2 separate regions of the Homo sapiens genome follow, and region 1 is linked to region 2. Evidence: read pairs that join two places in POLR2A ChIA-PET (ENCODE). Cell type or tissue: B cell. All regions are shown on one strand.

Evidence for each region. Peaks named below come from ENCODE experiments on the same cell type or tissue, not always from the same donor. Only the 100,000 strongest peaks of a DNase experiment are listed, where the experiment ranks them.
Region 1: POLR2A ChIA-PET joins it to region 2 with 7 read pairs; 1 of 35 experiments calls an interaction of 5 or more read pairs at or near these places.

What each region holds. Positions count from the first base shown.
Region 1 is chr11:66,285,347-66,289,346 of GRCh38, forward strand. It overlaps YIF1A (Yip1 interacting factor homolog A, membrane trafficking protein), which reads right to left and starts at 3,797. Exons shown (of 8, transcript NM_020470.3): 1 at 3,609-3,797; 2 at 2,735-2,946; 3 at 2,466-2,570; 4 at 2,252-2,330; 5 at 355-412; 6 at 35-190. The coding sequence starts at 3,639. RefSeq lists a silencer at 3,414-3,873 and enhancers at 3,812-4,000, 3,974-4,000. In B cell, a CTCF peak has its summit at 3,664 (motif pointing left); DNase peaks (open chromatin) are centred at 1,615, 1,985 and 3,905; H3K4me3 peaks cover 1,187 bases; H3K27ac peaks cover 1,248 bases.
Region 2 is chr11:65,551,157-65,555,156 of GRCh38, forward strand. It overlaps LTBP3 (latent transforming growth factor beta binding protein 3), which reads right to left. Exons shown (of 28, transcript NM_001130144.3): 2 at 2,895-3,224; 3 at 2,545-2,747; 4 at 2,269-2,374; 5 at 2,008-2,100; 6 at 1,704-1,826; 7 at 1,092-1,250; 8 at 816-1,001; 9 at 392-408; 10 at 246-318; 11 at 1-68. Among named protein-coding and RNA genes, the nearest start is that of LTBP3, 5.2 kb to the right of the region's middle. RefSeq lists enhancers at 990-1,665, 1,666-2,341 and a silencer at 2,261-2,310. In B cell, CTCF peaks have their summits at 1,137 (motif pointing left) and 1,342; DNase peaks (open chromatin) are centred at 1,085 and 2,275.

The DNA of each region.
Region 1 (4,000 bases), 730 kb after region 2:
CAAGGCCACCTCCCCCTGGCCCACAAGTGCTCACCCCACGTATTTGTAGCCACTGTAGGCCAGCAGGTGAAAGGTGCTCAGGTCACTGCGCACGGTGGCCAGGTAGAGGCCCAGGAGCAGGGCCAGCACCTCCATCACCACCCACACCAGCGCTGTGCTTGCACACAGGCCCAGCACCTCCGGGGAGAACCTGCGCCAAAGCAGGGGTGGCTCAGAGCCAGGCATCCTGAGGCAGGGGTGAGGAAGAGAGACTGGGGCAACAGAGGGTGAGCTGGGGACCACCACATATGCCCTAGGGAGGTTGGGAGAAGAGCTCACAGGGAGGGGAGGGTAAGGGAGGGGCTTGGCACTGACCTTTTCTGAATGCCCAGTGCCATCCCAGCCAGGAGCACGTAAGTAATGAAGGCCATCGCTGCCAAGTGCCAGAGAGATGCCATCAGCTTGGCTTCCTCCATCAGAGCTGCCTTACTAGGCATTCGGGTTCACCGACATGTCCCATACTTCCTTCTCTGAATAGCCCAGCATGGCCTGACCTCCACATTCTGCTTCCAAATGCCCTGCCTGGAATGCCTGTCTCCGATCAGCCCTCTCCCACTGTGTAAATGCCACCTGACCCTTCTTCCAGAACCACAAGCCACCTTTCCTGTCCCTGTGCTGGGAAGCTCATCAGTGTTCTGCTGCATCTCAGAAACTGTATCATGGGCCAAGGCCATTGTTCCGCCTATACAGGGACCAAACTGGTTTCTGGCAAGACCAGAAGCCAGGTTCAGTGGACACCCATGCTGTCCTGAGTCTGGGGTCATGGAGATGACCTCACCGCAGTCAGCAATTCTAAGTCTCAGCACTGGCTAGGGCTCTGGCTGCCCAACAATGCAGGGAACTCCAAGTTTAACTTTGGGCAGTATTCATAAAAGCTCAGAGCCAGTGGGAGCCGGGCATTAGCAGCAGTTTTAACTCTGTCTTCTGCCCCGCTTAAAGCACTAGAATTGGCTGGGCGCAGTAGCTCACGCCTGTAATCCCAGCACTTTGGGAGGCTGAGGCAGGCAGCTCACTTGAGCCCAGGAGTTCAAGACCAGCCTGGGCAACATGGCAAAACCCTGTCTCTACTAAAAATACAAAAATTAGCTGGGCCTGGTGGCAGGCGCCTGTAGCCTGCAGTCCCAGCTGCTCAGGAGACTGAGGCAGGAGGATCACCACCTGAGCCTGAGAGGCAGAGGCTGCAGTGAGCCAAGATCACACCACTGTACTCCAGACTGGGTGACAGAGTGAGACCCTGTCTCAAAAGAAGAAGAAAAAAAAAGCACTGACATGACCACCAGCGGGGAGTGTCTGGAGTTCTGGAGTCAGGAAATCAGCTGTACCACCTGTCAACTTTGAGGCCTCAATGATACTGAAGCTCCTCTGAGGCTTGGCTTCAACATGTAAAATGGGGATGCCAGTTCCAGCCTTACACGGTGGCTACGATGGGCACACGGGATGAAGGATGGAAGCCCCTGTGCTGCCCAGCACACCTAGGCTGGCTGCCTGCCCTCAGTCCCACTGGCTGCCCTCACTGGAAGCTCATCTGCGGGCTGGTCCCTGCACACTCACTCACCCTGGGTGTCCACGATGGGCCTGGCCCTGTGCAGCCAACAGGACAGAGAAGAGTCAGCTGTATGTGTGGGCAGCCTGAAAAATGCCATGTGGACAGGCAGTTGTGGGAACCCAGAAGGGAGCCACCACTTGCTCAGGGGGTCAGGAAAGGCTTCTTGGAAGAAGGGATAACAGAGCACGCCTTGGAGGACAAGCAATAACGATGATAAGAGTTAATGTTTCCTACGTCCTTCCTGTGTGCCAGGTGAGGTGCTGAGCAAACATCACCTTGCTGAATCTCTCCAACAGTCCTTTGGGGTAGGGACTACATTAGTCCTGTTTTACTGAAAAGTACAAATAACCAGCCTGAAATCCCATAGCTGGAGTCTGCAAAGCCAGGTCTAAACCCAGAGCTCCAGGCTGGGGAGGGATACAGTCCAAATCAAGAAACAGGAAGGTCTCAAAAGGGTGTCCTGGGGACACTGAAGGCGCATTCAGGAAGCTCCTTACTGGTCACCCTGCACTGCCTGCCTGGTGTCTTGCAACTGCCACACATACACAAAGCACCAAGAACAGATGCTGACTCAGTAGCTGCGCCTCTCTTCCCATTCATCCCTCAAGGCACAAGTCCCCCCCGACCCCACCCCACCACGTTCCCCAGCCCAGGTTGGAGACTCACTGGGGATATAGAGGTCAGGGGCGTTGAGGTCTTGCCGGGGGGGCAGAGGAGCATCACGACTGTACTGCACTTCCCAGTTCTGGCAGTGGCAGTGGCAGCAGCGGCCACATCAGGAGGGGAAGAAGAGAAAAGAGGAGAGAAGGGGGTTGAGGTCTGGGGGCCAGACTCGGGCAGAATGAGGAAGGCCCACCAGCTCCCTTGGTAGGAAGCTCACCTGGTGTGTGTAGGGGAAGACCAGCAGCCCTAGCTTCTTGGCCACGTAGGCTGTGTCCACAGCAAAAAAATACTTGAGTTTGCTCACAGACACAAAACGGTGCAGCTGGGAGGGGAGAGAGGAAGCTGTGGGCAAGCCGCACCCCAGGCCTCAGGGTGCCCCTCTGTGTGCTCCATCCCTGAGGGCACTGTGAGGAATCGGGTGGAATCCCATGATGCCCCAGCCCTAGCCAAAAATTCTGCCACCCGTGCCCCGGGGGCAGGCCACACCTCCTTGTGCACCATGTCCTTCCCATGGGATGCGATGGAGCTGCCATAGGCCATAGCCACATTGGCCATTGGGTCCCCAAGCAAGTGGTTGACACTGAAGGCCACGTCTGCTCCTGTGGCTGGGTATCCCCCGGGCTGGCTGGAATAACCACCGCTTGTGTCATCGAAGAGGGGAGGGGGATCCGGGGCTGCCCGGGCCCTGTGCTTGGAGCCTGTGGGTTTGGAGGTATCAGAGTAGATGACAGAAATACCAAGCATGAGCCCAAACCACCGCCCCTTCCCTGGCTGGACAGCCCTGCACGGGTCCTGGAGGCACCGATCAGTGAGGGGACCCCAAGCTGGGTGAGGGGGAGCTAACTGAGAAAAAACTGTGATGAGGGATCCTTTGCGAGAAATCCGTTGCTAAATGTAGGCAAAGAAAGAGCTGAGGCAGCGCCTAGAACTGGTTGCCCACTTGGGGTTTCTGAAGGCCTCTCACTGGAAGTGACCTCTGAACTGAGCCACAGTGAGTAGAAGTGTGCTAGGTGAAAATAACTGGGAGGGCATCCTTCCGTGAACAAAGCTGGGAGAGGCGACAGCTGGCTACCTGGAGGCCCTGGACAGTGATCAGGGACCTCATCAGGTTCACAACAGTCAAAGGAGTTTCTGGAGGAGGAGGCGGACCCCGTTTTTGCCCGACTCCGGCATGGGATTCCCAGGACTGGGCCGAGAGGGCGAAGTCCGGGACGTGTTGGAGTGTTACGAGGGGCAGGAACCCGAGTGACACCCCCGCCCTGGGCGGCGGTCCCAGTCGCTATCTCCCTCGGGGTGAGCGGGCCACGCCGCCGACTCTCCCCCCGCCGGCCGCGCCGCGCCCCGCCCGCGCCCCACGCACCGTGGGCTCCGTAGCCCGAGTGATAAGCCATGGCCGCGACGCTCGCTGTCCCCGAGGGCCCGCTGCGCCGCCTCGTGGGTACGAATACTAATGAGGCAGCTGCTCCGCGCCCAGGGTACCGACCGAGGCCACCCGGCCGCGCGACACGTCCCCCACCCCGCCGGTCTCGGCCACCATGTCCGTGGCGTCATCCCCCGCGCCTGCCATTGGCTCTTCGGCGGCGCCGGCTCGCCCCTCCCCTCTCCCAATTGGCCACTGACGAGCTCTGGCCTGAGCGGATTCGGCAGAAGGCAACATCCGGGTGAGGGACAGGCGGAGCGACTTGCGGTGCCTGGGATTGGATCACGGGCTTGCCAGTTCACGGTGGGAACAGCCAATAGAAGAGTTAAGAA
Region 2 (4,000 bases):
GCTGCGGGAAGGAGGCAAGTCCGGCAGGAACCAGCGCATGGTCGGGGGCGAGGGACGGGAGATCAGCTCTGCGGGCGGCAGTGCACTCTGGTCAGAGACGATATTGACTGAAGCCTCCCTTTCCACTTCAGTCTTGGCCCGGCGCCCCACCCCAGCTTGACTGTCCCCGAGTACTTAAACTGTGAACTCCCCGCCCACCCAGTGATTTAGCCCTTGAGGACTCATCCCTACAGTGCCCAGCTCACCGGGGTAGGGCCGGGCAGGAGTCGTGGTGGCAGTTGGGTGGCTCTGCTGCACTGACCTCTCCTCACTCACCGGCTGCGGGTGACAGCAGCATGAGCCCTCCTGTCCCTCGCCTGCCCACCCCTCCCATCTGGGTTCTCATACTCACTGAGTCCGTGGTCACCCCTAAAAGGGAAGAAGATGGGGCCATGAAGTGTTGGGGCGGGAGAAGGGAGTCAGATCTGGGATCAGCAGCTGAGTATTTGCAGTTAGGGTCTCTGGGAGTTCAACAATCATGTCTCCAGGTCAAGGGTCAGGGGTTAGATTCTGGGGTTAGGGTGTGTTTGCATAGTAGTCACATGATCAGGTTGAATGGCCTTGGGTTACAGGTCAGGCTGTAGAAGGCTTAGGAGGTTATAGCTCAGGGTCAAATATCTGGGTCAGGGGTCAGAGGGTCAGGTGGGAGGTCAGTGGATGGGTCAGGGATAAGGAATTGGGGGTTAGACTGTGAGGTCAGATCTGTGGATCACGGGTCAAGGGGTCAGGCCTAGGGGCTTGGCATGGGTCAGGGATCAGAAGGGGTCAGGCTAGACCTCTCTCTTCCTCTGTGTCCTCAGGTGGTGGAGCCTGGCTAGGGCTCTCCGGAAGCTGCTGGGGCTTGGGTGGCCCGTCAGGGTGCAGGAAAAGGGAAAAGTCACTCTCGCCCTGAATGGTGAGCGTCTGGTGGGAGGTGAGAATGTGGTATCCCTTCCCAGCTGGGCAGATCTCCTTGAACGCAGCTGCAGTCAAGACAGCAGACACAAAAGTGAGCATTTCCTGGACAGGTGCATGGACCTATGAACCCCTATCCCCGGGTAACCCTGACTCACCGGTGCCATCTGTTGGGCAGCGCTGACACCGCGCGCCCCAGGCCTTGCCGACACTGCAGCAGCAGAGCTGGCGGGTCAGGCGGGTGGTCAGTGGGTGCTGGCACTGGTGCTCAGGGCTCACCAGGCGGAAACACAGGCTCTTCTCCTCCGGTTTGTCTGCTGCAGGGGCCAGTGGGGGGCATGGGCATCTGAGCCTGCACATTGCCCACGTCCCTCTGCCCAGCTGCTGCAGACCTTGCCTCTCCGGCCCAGACAACCCTTGATCCCCCATGTGGTCTCTGACCCCATATGACCCTGAACTCATGTGACCCCTGAAACTTATGTGACCACTGACCCCATTGACTCCCGATTCTAGCTATCCTGGACTTCACCACTCCTACTCATCAAGCCTATGTTCTGCATGACTCTGACTCTATGTAATCCCTGACCCCATGTGACTGCTAATGGCAGATCTCATGTGACCCCGGACCCTGCTGATCCCTGATCCTATTGGCTCTGGGCCTTGTTCCTCCTGCAGTCAACCCTTAACCCCACTCTGATCTCTTGCGATCTCTGATCCTTGCTCCCACCCATGCCTTGTGACCTCCCAGGAACCTGAGCCCCAGGTCTCACCAATGCACTGTGTACGGGAGGGGCCTAAACTATGGCCAGGTGGGCAGACACAGCGATAGGAGCCAGGGTTGTTGAGGCAGTCACCATGGCGACACACGCCCGGCATTGCGCACTCGTTGATGTCTGTGGTAAGTGGAAGTTTGGCCCCTCTGGTCTGGGGCCATGGGGTGACAGCAGGCTGCTCCAAGAACCTCAGGGTCTTGCCCCAGCCCCACCTCCTCTCTCGCCCACCTTGGGACCCTCCCCACCCCCAGTGATGGCTGGCCTGCCCCTCCAGCCCACAGAATCTCCTAGCTGGCCATACCCTGGCAGTGGGTGCTGTTAAGCCTCTTGTAGCCCTGGGGACAGTCAGCGCCCACTTCCCCACGTACAGGCCCTGGCTTCTGCACTCCTGTGTCTGCAGAGAGAGGATAGCTTGGCAGGGGAGGGTGAGGAGGGAACTGGGGAGGGGCACAGCAGATGTAGAGAGGAATCTGGTGACCTGGGGACTCCCACTGCAGGGATGGGTGGGGTGGGTGGGGAGGGGCCACCAGATAGGGAACGCCCCCTGAGCCCAAGCACTCACACTGCAGCTGGGGACACTTGTGGCACTTGCTCTGGCCCCAGGCAGTGCCGATGCTACCGCAGCAGTCTTCCTGCTTGGTGAGGCCGGGGAGGGGGTTGCTGCCACACTAGGGGAAGGAGGGGGAGGTGGGGTCACAGAGCACCCCGCCCCGGTGCCGCCTGTTAGGGTTGGGCCTTTTCCTCTTCCCCCGCCCCTCAGTTTTCTGCTATCCGAGTGAGTTGGGGCAGAGCAACCCTGAGAGAAGGAAAGGCAGATCCCGACTGTGGATTCACTCACCGGCTGCTTGGGCAGAGTGTCCTGAAAGCAGCGGCCCAGGGGCTTCTGGGTGGGCGGCCGGGGGTGCGAGGGCTTGGGGTGCGGCAGCAGGTGCTGGGAGGGGGCTGCGCTCTCGGCGTTCGAGCTCTCAATGCGGTGCACCTGGACTGAGGCCTCGGGCGGGTGATGGACGCGCACATTCACCACGGGGGGCGGGGCCTGCACTGGGGGCGGGCGCGGTGGCCTCAGGGCTGCCCGCACCGCGCCGCGGGTCACCGCGCTGAGCTCCTCCAGGGCTGAACCTGCCCTGCCCTGGCCACCCTAGTGCCCACCCACTGGCGACCTTCCCGGGTTTGCCAGTTGCCTGGTACCTTCTGCTGAGATCTGTCCCGGGCCTAGGGGCACCAGGAAGGCTGCGTGCTGGGCAGGAGGCCCCTCCCCGGGCCCAGGAGGGTCAGCGATCACCTGGACGGCGTAGATGGCGTGCTTGCTGGCCACAGAGTCGCCCTCCGGAGCCAGGGGCGGCAGCGCCCCTGTGGACAGGGCCCCTGTCCTGCTCAGGCCGGGGCCTGAGCCGCCGGTACCCCCACCGGCTCCTCCTGCGGGCACCTGGCAGAAGCGCCCAGTGAAGTCCGGGGGACACAGGCACTGGTTTCGCGAGGAGCACTGGCCGCCATTCATGCAGGGGAGAGGGCACACCACTGGGGAGAAGAGTGGGGTCAGGCCCTCACCCACATCCTGTCTCTTTCCCCTCCTCCCTACTTCCTTGCCACCCACTGGCTCTGTCCTCTTGGGAAGCCAGGTTTTGAGATACATCCTACATAGGGAAACTGCCCTCTCTAGGTTCCCCAACATCCTTACACCTATGTTGGGTTCTGGAGTCTCAAGTCCAGGATTTAAATCCTCGCTAAGCCATGTGCCAGCTGTGCGACCCTGAGCAACTCACGTCCCCTCCCTGTGCCCCAGCGTCCTCATCTGTAGAGATGTGTGGGTTAGATGAGGTAAGGGCTGTACAAATGCTTACCCCAGGGCCTGGTACACAAAGGGTGCTTAATAAGTGGTAGCAAATAATTATGGTGATCTGGCTTTCCCCTTGAGCCTTCCAAAGGTATTGGCTCCGTCCCTGGCGCCTCCTCCTCTTCTCCCATAAACCCTTCCCTCCTTCAGGCCTCAGTCCTCTCTGCCTGCTCTCCACCCTCTCCCTCTTCACCATCCTGGGGCGCCCACCTCACCACTGCCAAAGATGTCCACATCTCAAGACACAGACACAGCCCCCAGCCTTTCCAGGGCTCTCTCAGGCACCTCTGCCCAGGACATACTGTCAGAAGTCAGCATCCTGCCTCCCCACCTCCTCTTCACCTGGCCACCAGGCATCCACAGCTGAGCCCCGACGGCTCCGTCCCTCCTGCTCTCCCCTGCCCAGTTACAGCCTCTAATGTCCCATGAACCTGCCTCCCCTCCTCCCTAGGGCCACTGC